Linked DNA regions of Homo sapiens: regions 2 and 3 are each linked to region 1. A link is a contact called in ENCODE Hi-C or POLR2A ChIA-PET data. All regions are on one chromosome and are shown on one strand. The core of a region is the stretch at or near the end of the contact, and the rest is flanking DNA. Distances in the headings are between cores, read along the strand shown.

What was found. Hi-C counts contacts between places; a loop is a spot of excess contacts on that map. ChIA-PET counts read pairs that join two places held with the same protein, here RNA polymerase II (POLR2A). Pooled maps may share reads with other maps.
Region 2: a loop to region 1 is called in a pooled map, with 4 times the contacts of the local background. The contact joins two enhancer-like sites. A Hi-C loop is called at or near these places in 3 of 37 single-sample maps with no recorded cell type and 9 of 50 pooled maps. POLR2A ChIA-PET finds 5 or more read pairs at or near these places in 4 of 52 experiments (CD4-positive, alpha-beta T cell, activated CD4-positive, alpha-beta memory T cell and activated CD8-positive, alpha-beta T cell).
Region 3: a pooled map of heart left ventricle shows a loop between it and region 1 (2.3-fold over the local background). The contact joins two enhancer-like sites. A Hi-C loop is called at or near these places in 3 of 168 maps with a recorded cell type or tissue (CD4-positive, alpha-beta T cell, naive thymus-derived CD4-positive, alpha-beta T cell and posterior cingulate gyrus) and 11 of 50 pooled maps. POLR2A ChIA-PET finds 5 or more read pairs at or near these places in 9 of 52 experiments (AG04450, CD4-positive, alpha-beta T cell, CD4-positive, alpha-beta memory T cell and 6 more).

What each region holds. Positions count from the first base shown.
Region 1 is chr9:126,469,568-126,473,373 of GRCh38, forward strand. The region is part of intron 7 of MVB12B (multivesicular body subunit 12B); the gene reads left to right. Among named protein-coding and RNA genes, the nearest start is that of NRON, 61 kb to the left of the region's middle. Within about 2 kb of position 1,609, at least 16 of the 41 ENCODE cell types and tissues checked have a DNase peak (open chromatin) inside an H3K27ac peak, as active enhancers do.
Region 2 is chr9:126,522,066-126,525,871 of GRCh38, forward strand. No RefSeq gene overlaps it. Among named protein-coding and RNA genes, the nearest start is that of LMX1B-DT, 90 kb to the right of the region's middle. RefSeq lists an enhancer at 1-417. Within about 2 kb of position 1,751, at least 4 of the 41 ENCODE cell types and tissues checked have a DNase peak (open chromatin) inside an H3K27ac peak, as active enhancers do.
Region 3 is chr9:126,428,999-126,432,804 of GRCh38, forward strand. The region is part of intron 7 of MVB12B (multivesicular body subunit 12B); the gene reads left to right. Among named protein-coding and RNA genes, the nearest start is that of NRON, 20 kb to the left of the region's middle. Within about 2 kb of position 2,078, at least 2 of the 41 ENCODE cell types and tissues checked have a DNase peak (open chromatin) inside an H3K27ac peak, as active enhancers do.

The DNA.
Region 1 (3,806 bases), core at 359-2,858:
TGTCAGGCCCTTGCTGTCAGTTACCCCCCGTGGCTGCAGATCACACTGCCTGTTTTAGAGCATGCCTTCTTCCAGAGGATGTGGTCGCTACTAGTGGTAACGTATCTGCATTGGACCTTGGGTCTGCTTTTTGTTCTGCATCTACAAAGCTCCTTTGGTCTCGAGCTCACTGAGGAGTTTCTGCGTTTGTCGCTGTGGGCAGCAGGTGTGTGCACTGACCCAGTGGCCCCTCAGCCACCAGGGTACCTTTGAACTCATGTGGAAAAGTATCACTGAGTTGCGTTTTATCTTTACCTTGAGCAAAATGCAGTTGATCCCTGCCCCAAGCCATTAAATATTTATAACGTTAAAAAAATGTTTCTTTAATGTCTCTGAGCCTCTCTTTTCTAAACTGTGGAAGAAAGACAATAACAATACCTGGACTGCTATGATGTTTAAATGAGATAAAAACATAAGGCCCTAGGTACAAACTAGCTGCTCAGTAACTGTTAGCCACTGGTATTAGTATTAGTGAGTATTAGTGTTATTACTGCCGTACAGAGGAAAATACCCTTTCGCGGTAGACCCCTTTCTGCCTGCTTTCCCATAAAAACAGGAGTGCAGCCATATTAAATTACATAACCCAGGGGCTGTGAGTCCCAACCCAAAGACGTTTGGAGGGACAAAAGCAATGTTTGCTGAGGAGTAACTCATTGGGTCCCCCAGACCATGGCTCTCCGTGGTGTCTGCTATCTCTGGTGTTGCAAGTCAAGCTCGACTTGGAAGCAAGATCCAAGCTTCTGAGGCTCAGTGAGAATGTTCTTGTTGTGTGTCGAGTTTCTTGTGGGTGTGGACTGTGGGGCAGCTGCCTTCCCTCTGTGCTCCCATAGCTTTCAGAGAACTGCCCTGGACCTGCATGAGGTTGTGCAGCCCAGCACTGCACCCTGGACCCTGGAGGGAGGGACTGCCCTGAAGGAGGAGGTGGGGGGGCTGGTGGCCCTAGATTCCTCCCAGGGCACTAGGGATGCAGAGGGATGAAGCGAGCCCCTCAATTACAGTCTTCTGTGTAGAGATGGGGAGCCTAGGAGGAGTCAGTGCTCTGTGTGTGTGTGTGTGTGTGTGTGTGTGTGTAATCCAGATTGCTCATGCCAAATAGAACCTCTAAGAATGTTCGTTTGTGGTGTGAGGGCACCCTGGTCTGGGTGCCCAATGAGTGACTCCTTAGCAAACATTGCTTCCGTCCCACCAAACGTCTTTGGATTGGGTCTCACAGCCCATGGATTGTGTAATTTAATATGGCTGCACTTACGTTCTTATGTGAAAGCAGGTAGAAAAAGGTCAACCGTGAAAGGGTATTTCCCTCTGTACAGCAGTAATAACACTAACACTAATACGAATGGCTAACAGTTACTGAGCAGTTCGTTCGTACCTAGGGCTTTATGTTTTTATCTTGTTTGAATGTCATTGCAGTCCAGGTATTATTATTTTCTCTCTTCTACAGCTGAGGAAAGAGAGGCTCAGAGAGATTAAATACTTGTCCCAAATTACAGAACTAGTTAGAAGTGGGGCCTGGTCTAAACTCATTTCCTGCAGAAACAGCTGCTTTCGACATAAAACCGCAGCCTTGCCCCATTTTCTCAGTGGCTGCTGTGGTCAGGCTGTTCTTTCCTGTTGCTGTCTGATCCCTCAGCGGTGCTGCGGAGTGGGCACAATTATCCTCATATGACAGATGAAAATCTGACTCTGAGGTTAAGTGACTTGCCCAAAGCCATACGGCCAACAAGCACTGGGCCCAGCTCGGCGTTCACACGTGTCTGACTCCGGCGCCTGTGCTCCGTCCTCCCGTGCTGCCTCTCACGCGGGGGACTCGGGAGGCTCCGGCAGTGGCTGATAAATCACTCCTTTTGGCTTATGAATAACATGGCAAAACAAATTACTTTGGGGATCTAGAAGGAAGTTGTTGGCCCTGTGTAAACTCAATTGGAATGTCACTGAGCAGACAGCTCTGGAGGCATCTACAAATATCTTCCAAGGAATATCCCCAAAGTGAAATCACCAAGAAAGCAAAACAGGCTCCGTGTTTTGGTTTGCAAATGAGTTTTGAGAAATGGCCTTGAGATCTTGAGTTGTTGGCGTTTTCCCCATTACAAATTGTAAAGGACTTTTGAAACGCCACAGGAAAGGGGCGAAGAAAGGCTTAGGGTTGCTGATTATTTACAGCTCCAAGCCCCGGGCAGGTACACAGAATTAAAGGCCTCCCACCACTCCAATTGCATTTAATTTTATTCCGAAAATGACTACCTGCCAATAAGCCTCATTGTTCACCAGCATCTCTGCAAGTACTTTGAGGTACTATTACCCGAGTTCACTTAACACCGCTTGACAACTTTAAGCAGATAACAATTGAGGTGCTGGTAATAGAGTCTGTTTTTTTTTTTAATTTTTACATTTTTACCACATGACTTTATGACTCTCTTTATCAAGCATGTTGAAATTAATCCATGTGTTGATTGGAGTATTTCCTCACCCCTGCTGTGTATTGAGACGTTGGGGAGGGATAAGGGTTGGCGGCTCTGAGCAGCTAGGTATTCCGGGGCAATGGGTGGTCCTAAGTCCGGAGCCTTGGGAGTTGGTCAGTGGTGGGTTTGTGTTGAGCCTGCAGAAGTCTGAGGTGTGTGTTTGGAGGGGAGAATCAAGGGATGGCTCTGGAGGACTGCCTTGGCAGGTAAAATTATAGTTCCCATATGAAGGGAGGATGCAGGAGCTATAATCCCATCTCGTTGCCAGGCAAAGTTCCTACAGATTCATGGCAGAGCTGTCTGTGCAAGCAGGAATCCAATTTTATGTCCAAACAAATGCAGCATGCAGATTGGACTGACTGCTTCCCCGAGAATAGCAAAGACAGGCATTCAGGTCAGCTGGCAAAAAAAAAAAAAACCCACCACCCCCTTTTTCCTCCTTTAAAATAGGGGGTGGGATTAATACAGTAGCAGATTAGAGCTTTATTTGTTTAAACCTTGTAGAATCTGTAAGCATTCACAATCCCCTTGACTTGTAGTGCCTGATTGTAAAAAGAACAGTTGAATGAGCTCATTGTTTTCTGGTTTTTTTCTTTAATGTATTTTACAAACACTCTGGTGACAGGCCTGACATGCTGATTTCTATGTACTGGCACTTCAGTTTGGGATTACAGCATTAATAACAGAGTTCCATGCATCATGCCATTTTTAAGCATGATCGTTATGATAAAGGGCATATACTTAATTACAGGCCTGCTTAATTACAGCTCTGTTGAAGCTCGTTTGTTTAGGAGAATGCTAATTGCGCCACAGAGCCAGCGGCACATCCTTGCTTTCATCTGCTGGAGGTAGCTCGATGCTGTGGATCAGCATTTTGTTAAAACTGCCACCAAAAATAAAAAAAAAATTTAAAAACAAGAAGAAGAAGAAAGCACTGGCCTAGTACTGAAAGGAAACCTGCCCCAGCACATGGCTTTTGGTAAGAGCAGAAGCCAGGGTTAGGTGACCAGCCCTCCCTACGTGGTGGGTGCTTTATCTCTGTCGTCTTATTTCATTTTTCTTCACCCTCACCACAGCCCGCAGAGGCAGCTGTAGTATTATGCCCACCTTACAGACAGGGCAAGTAAGGCTCAGAGAGGTGGGGTGGCCTGTGCAACAGCTGCACATCTGCACCTGCTGAGCTGCAGCAAAAACTCAGGTCTGCCAAGCTCCCAGCCCCTCCTTCCCTGCCATAGCCCCCCATAGCCCCAGAGCAGGTTACACTCTGGGTTTGAATCCTGGCTCCAGCCAAGCCTCATAACTCCTCTA
Region 2 (3,806 bases), core at 501-3,000, 53 kb after region 1:
TCAGACTCCTGATGACCCCCTAAAGGCCTCAGGAAGGGCTGGGCAGGTGGCCCCTCTGCCAACATGCTGTGTGACACTAGACCAGTGCCACAGCCTCTCTGTGCCTTCTCCGAATCTGCATGGAAGTTCCTCTGGACACCAGCAGGCCCACGCCTCTCTCCCTGGGAGGGCTACTTGCACCTGATCCCCCTGCATCCAGCTCAGAACCCGCCAAAGAGGACCCTCCCATGTAAACAGATGTTAGGGTTCCCCACTTGGCACATCCACAGTGTGGGGCGCAGACAGCCCCTTCACCAGCTGCCCAAACTTCAGCCAAGAGCACAGACCCAGGAACCGGAGACCCCGCATCCCACCCACGGAGAGACCCTATGGGACTCAAGCACAGTTGTCCACATTGGACCAGGACCCTTGAGCTCTGCTCAGCGCTAGGCTCCCTGTGCCCCCGGAAGCATGCTCTTCCTCCTCAGCCCAGGAGCCAGATCACTTCATCAGGACAGAGCTCCCACCTGAACCAGGCTGGGTGATTTCCTATGCAGATCCTAAGCAGACAGAGTCAGGACCCTAACCCAGCCTCGCTGCCCCCACTGCTGTGGGCACTTTGGCTAAGGTGGCTCTCCATCTCTGGTCCAGTTCCTCATCCGAAAATGGGATTCAGAATTGGACACAGAGTTGGGTGGAGCATTGTCTCCGAAGCACCCAGCTCAGTCTGAGCTCCCAGGAAATGGCCCGAGGGGTGGGCACAGAGACCCATTTTACAGCTGAGGAAACAGATTTTCAGAGGCAAGGTGCCCTGCGCAGCCTGGAGGTGACAGGAGGGCCAAATGTGTGAAGGCTCCTGGTGCTGTCCTGGGTTCCGCCACCGTCAGCCCACCAGGGTTTAGAACCCAACCCCTGCTCCATCCACTGATGGTGGAGACGAGAAGTTAGAAGAGGAAACTCACGCAACTGGTCCCCCTCTCCCGTGGGGCGGCTTTTGTGGCAGGCTTCCTGAGCCTTCCACACCAAATAGGTGGCCTCTCCCACTCCTCGTTCGAGCTCCCCATGTTCACAACCACAAACCAGCCACCGGGCATCAGCTTCAGAAACAAAGACTGCAGCAAGCAGAGCCAAGTTCCCTCCCACCAGCCAGGCCCTGCAGCCGTAACAGATCCCACCACAGCCAGCAGGCAGAGCTTCATAACCAGGGACCTGACGACAGCCCTGGCCGCCACTCCAACCCCTGACCCAACCGTGGGAGGGGAACAGGGGCCTGGGCCACCCCCTTTTCTCTCTCTTTTTTTTTTTTTTTTTTTTAAATAAAAACTGTTCTCCCAGTGGTCCTGCTGGGATAAACTGTAAAACATCTCTCCCGTTCTGTTCTGGAATCCTGCAGTCACTCGAGGACAAACTTGAAAAATAAAATTGTCATCATAAAGAAATCAACCGAGCATAATAATAAACAACATGTTTAACATTTATTACTCTGTGTTCTGACAAACTAAAATGTGAAAACATGCCAAAATTTGGCTTTCATAAAATAATTTCTCATCAAGTTCTTTCCTTTGACAGAATGCCTCTGTTTCCATTCCTAGCTGGTGAGATCTGCTTGGAACACGGTAGCATTTCCAGAAACGGGTCTTGGGTTTGAGACTTGTATGATCCCCAAAGCATCTCCCTGGCTCTGTTAGATTTCCTCTGATTGACAACATTCTCTCCTAGTGACAATATTCTGGCTTTCCTGGTAAACAGTAGTGAGCAAGCAGGTCACATGGGGACGGGGTGGGTGTCACCATCATTCAGAAACAGGAAACCTTACAAGGCAGCCAGTCACGGCCACCAGAACCCCACTTTTTTTTTCTCACTGTGGCAAAATACAGATCATGCAACATTCACCCACTTAACCATATCTAAAAGTACAGTTTGGTAGCATTAAGTACCTTCACGTTGTTGTACAATCATCACCCCATTCATTTCTAGAACTCATTTCATCTTGCAAAACCGAAACTCTGTCCCCACTACGTAAGAACGCCCCACTCCTCCGTCCCCCAGCCCTTGGCAATCTCCATTCCATTTTCTGCCTCTATAAACTTGACTTCTCTAGATGCCTCATATAACTGGATTCATTCTGCATTGTCTTTTTGTAACTGGCTTATTTCACTTAGTATAACATCCTCCAGGTTCACCGTGTTGTAGCATGTGTTGTAATTTTGCCCCTTTTTAAGGCTGAATAATATTCTGTTCCCAAAGCCCTATTTCTAACATTACACAGAGCACAGACCCACATTCTGACATGAGAACACCCCAGATCTGCTCTTGGGACATCCATACATGCACCAAAATGCACCCTCGCCCCTCCAGTCTCTGTGCACATATGAGGACCACCCTCCTGGACCTGTGAGATGCTCGGTCACACCCACAGATAAATGCAGTCACCCCACAGCCTCCATCTGCAGCTCTCACCTGGGCACGCCCCAACGCACACCCCCCATCAGAAGGAGTCGTGGGAGATTTTGCAGATTCTTGGGGACATCATAGCTGGAAGATCCAGGGACCCATCTCAGCCCTGGGTCGAGATGGGGAGATTTTGGCACTTGAACCCCTCCACTGTCCCTGTCTCCAGGTCCCCTCCACAGGGTAAAGAAAAGGGTTGCTCAGCACCTGGGAAGGCCCCACATCTCCCCACCCAAGCTTAGCTTCCGTGACCCCAAGGGGAGCTGAGGACTTGGTCGCGGGGAAGCCCAATCAGCCCAGGTCTCACAGAGATTCAGCCCAGATCCAATCTGCCTGCCAAGCTCCACCCCCCTCTCCTCTGGACGGGGCAGAACTGGGAAAACAGGAGCCTCTATGCCCAGGAGCATGAAGGGGGACCCAGGGGTGGCCTCTGGCCTGGGACGTGTTCCCTGTGCACATCCCAAGCACCTACCCTACTAGCGTGGTGCTCTGCTCCCCTGGAGATCTCAAACTTTGGAATGGGAGTGTCATTCCATCTTTCTCCAGCTGCCCCGCAGGGGGACCAAGCTCAAAGGAAGCTTTGCGAACAGTAATACAACACAGTACCTCCTCATCTAACGAAGGTCTCAACGCTTACGCCTTGACTAATTCCCAAAATCCCTCCGTCTCAAATCACTGTTAATTTTCTTCAGATGATAATGGTGTTGTGGTTAGAGAATATCCTCATTCTTAGAAAAGCACACGAAAGTATTTAGGGATGATGCCTGGAACTTACTTTCAAACTTACGGCAAAAAATACATAGCTCTAGAGATGTATCTACACAGACAGATAAAGCAAGCGTGTGACATGGTTACGCGTCAGCTCTAGGATGGGCTCTGAGAGTGTTCCTTGTTCTTCCTTCAACTCTTCTGTATGTTTGGATATTTTCATCATACAAATTTGGGAGGAAAAACCCCTCGCCCTCATCATGGCCGTCCTTTGATTACCTGCTCTCCCTCTGCACGCTGTCATCATGAAGTGACCAGGAAGTCCAAGAGGATTTGTCAATGGTAGGACGTGGAAAGAACGTTCTGCCGGGTACACGGGCAGGAATATGCAACTTCCTGCCTCCCAGCAGAGGCGTCGTGTGGCTCAGCCGCGAGCTGCTGAAGGAGCTCTTTCGGACGGGAGCATGAAGCTGCTCCAGGGTGGCTTCCCCACCACACGCCATCCCTAGAGAGAAACAGGAGGGCTGTCCCCAGACACTGAACAAGAAGGTCTCTCCCCAGCCCTCTCTCTTCATGGCCTAGCTGTGCTCTGTGGTGTCCCAAACAGCTGTGAAGTGTGTGGCACAGAATCCATTGCTCATAAGAACCAGAAACCGGCTGGGTGAGGT
Region 3 (3,806 bases), core at 828-3,327, 40 kb before region 1:
GTGGGTGAGCGTATGGGAGGGTTGCCCCAGATCTGAGACAGGAACATCAATTTGGCACAGCCACTGATAATAGCATATGGGAAAATTCCTGAATGAAGTGAAAAGATATGTATAATAATTGTGCTTGAACCAAGGAGGAAAGAAGTCATTTTAAAGACAGATACATTTTTATCATCACCTATAAGAACCATTTTTATCATCCCCTATAAGAACCCTTGTCTATCCATCTCCTCTTGCCCTGACTGACAACAAAATCAAGTATAAAGAAAAATAGAATAAGAAAAAGAAGAAATGAATGGGAGCGGATGGGGAATTGATCGCATGGTGTATTTGTATATCCTGATGTAAAAGGTGCGGCTGACAGGTGGCCAGGTTTGCTCCGTACACAACCATGTGTGTGCTGTCAGGCGCACGCACACTGCCTTGTTTCGATTGATGAATTGCCTGCTTTCTTGATTAAACCTTCCGTCACTTAAGAAACAAAAAGCCTGTGTTTAGATGGCAGAGTGGGACATGTCAAAAAAATCTGTCTCCTTTACCTTTGTGCAGATGTTGGGCACAGACTGTAACATGTATTATTAAAATGAATGTGGCATTTACTGTGCATTATTCCTTTCCTGGGAGAAAGGACTGTAAATTATATGCTAATAATAAGCTTTAACCCTTTCGAAATGCAAAAGATTTAAGAGTGCAAATATTCATGTAGGCCTGGCTAATTGGATGTGCTTTTCTACATCCACCACGGTGGCTGTGTCACTGAAGTTAATGAACAGCGTGTGCAGGCAGACACACAGGGCACTTGGGGAACTCCTGCCTCCTGGAGGTTTTCTGCAGTGCGAGTGCCTCCTCCTGGACTTCACAGAGAGATAGACCCTGAGAACCCTGAGCTGGGCTCTGGGTCATCTTACTCCAGATGAAGTCCATGGTCAGGATCAGTTCCCCAGCAGGTCCTCTGCAGCTGAGTGTTAAGCGTGGGACCTCTCTTCGCACACCTGCATTCTCACTTAGAATGCAGGGCCCACAGAAGGCCGTGGGCCCGGGCCTTCTGGGCTGCAGTCTGGCAGGTATCAGGCTTTGGTGCCCAGCCCTTACTTGACTCTCTTCCTTGACCAGGCTTTTCTAGCCTCAGCCCAGTTGCCCAGGTAGCTGACTCATCTCTCCAAAGACCTCCTTGGTCCCCTTGCTCCTCAGATCACACCTTTGTGCCCCTCCACAGCCTGACTGCATTCATTCAGACCTCAGACCTCACCTGCCTGGTGTTGGGGCTGTCAACAACCAGCCCCACCCGTGTCCCACCAGCCTGGGTCGCTCCCTGCGTCCTCCTTGCCTTTGTCTTGCGCTATGCTTGCCCCGCCACTCCAGCAGCTCAGATTTCACCACCTTCTCTTCTCTCTGTCCCTGGCTGTGGCTCTGAAGGCCACTCCCAAGCTGCCTCTCCATCAGGCTTTTCTGATTCCTCTCCCGCTGCTGATGCTCTCTCCTGGTTTACCCCACACTACTCTGTTGGAGAGTTTTCACCTGTGAGCACCTTGAGTGAGAGGGCAGAGACCATATTTAGAGAGAATGGAGGCTCCCCTCTTTTTTTTTTTTTAATTGAGGAGGATGTAGGTAAACAAAGGCAAAGACAAGAGCAAGATTGTTCACTCCATTCACTCAACAGTCACCGAGAGCTGCCCTGTCCTGTGCTCCTGAGGGCAAGCCTGCTGCCCTGATAGGGCATTTGGGGTTGGAAGCATAGGGTCAGAATCTTGGCTCTGACACATACTGGCCATCATACAGTGCTGCTGTGAGCAGTTGCCAAGGTTGTGCACTGCACAAAATATGTGACTAGCATCCTCTAGAACTGTACAAGGACCCTGCACAATGCTACTTTGGGCAATGCTAGTATCCATACCTTTAAAACAATGCAGTAATGCCCGTTTCCTTCCTGGATTGTTGTGAAGATCTAGGGTAGGTAAGAACATTTCATAAACCAGGAAGCAGTGTAGGAATGTCACTTCTCTCCTTATTCAGCTCCCCTACAGGGATGTGATCCAAGAAAGAGCCCAAAGACTTGTTGAGAATTATCACATGGGACACGCTGGCTTGGGCCCAGCACGGTCTTCATCTTCTTAGCCGTGTGCTTCCTTATATAATTTTGATATATAAGATTACTTCTCAGAGTGCTCAGAGGAAATTTCTTCCTCAGTCCAGAGAAACTTGCAATAAAAGGCTCTCTGGCATGGCTCAGCTCAGTACCCCCTGGAAGCCGAGACATTCTGTCACGCATCACCACTTAGAAGTGGGCTATTTTCCGTGGCAAGCAGCCCACGATCCCTTTCTCAAGAAGGTGACAGAATGATGGCTTGGGGGCAGGAAGGAGAGAAGTGCTTGGCAGCGTGAGGCTGCAACTTCTATAAAATCTTTCAATGTACCTTTGGTTTTTTGGAGGAAAAGTGCCTGGGGGGCTGATTTCTGCTCTAGGCTTTCATTTCTGCTTTTCCTGTGCCCCATGGGTAGGAAGAAGTTAAGACTTTTTCCAGTTAAGTCATCATGAAAAATAAAAATATTACTAGGTGACAGATACCTCAGTGCTCTTAAACAGGCGGCCACCTTCCCACTGTGCTTTCCTTCTCTTTTTGGTTTTTAAGCATGGCAGAGCTTAGGCGGCACTGGTTTAATGGGCCACATCCCCTTCTTAACTTGGAAAAGGGTTAAATCTGTGGTCCAGGCAGCCGAGGGCAGCTGGATGAAGCAGGGTGGGAGCCCAAACAGCTGGGTGCAGGCCCTGTCTCTCCCACCGACTAGCCGAGTGAGGCCAGCAGAGATCCTAGCCTTTCTGGATCTAAATTCCACATCTCTCCATATCAGCAATTGCAGTAACAATATCGATCATTTGAACATAGCAATAGGTCGGCTCATTCTTATGGGACGCTTCCTGTGCACCAGGCATTGTCTGGTGTTTAAGGTGGAGGTGGTAATGCCCACCTCCCAGGACTTAAAGCTATGTGGGAAGGAGGCTTGTATATTCTGCAGCTTGAGATGCCCCAGGCCTCGCAGTGGCCAGCAAATGTGCATTTACTGCCCCTGGACTTCACAGACATTCTGTCCAAACACTGCCTTGACTGTAACGTTCCTAAACACATGAACACAGAAAAACCAACTTTCTGATACCTTTCTCCCTGTATGTTTATCTTCTTTGTCTAGTTTTTCAGCAGAAATATGCCCATTTCCCCCTGATAATTCCCTTCCTTAGAGACAGCATAATTGTAGACCTGGCCAGAGAAATGCTGAAAACAAAGGGAACCCCCTTGAGCCCAGCCCTTCACCTGCTCTTAGCACTTCTTCAGAGGTTTACTCTGGAGTGAATGAAGTAGTGTGACCAGACACTCCTGCCTAGAGGCAGCTTATACCAAATTAGCCTTTTGTTTCTTTCTCTACCTCTGTCTCTCTCAAAATAATAAACTCTCAGCTGAGAGGGGAAAATGATGAAGGCAACTTCTTTCATTGAAACACATTTAGTTGTTTTTGCATTATTAAAATGGATTAAATTAATTAAATGAATTTACTGAATAATACCCAGCCTTCCTCTTACTTACCCTGTGTAAGGTATGGCATATGCACTTGCCATGCATTATGTTATTTAATCCCAACAAATCCTTAACCAAGAAAATCTTTTACAGATGGGGAAACTGAGGTCTTGAGAGCTTGTGATCAGCTCACAGTTACACCTGTGGTACGTGGCAGGGCTGAGATTCAGACCCAGGTCTCTTTGACTGCAGACATTGAGCTCGAAACCACGGTACTGAGGATGCTTCTTTAGCACA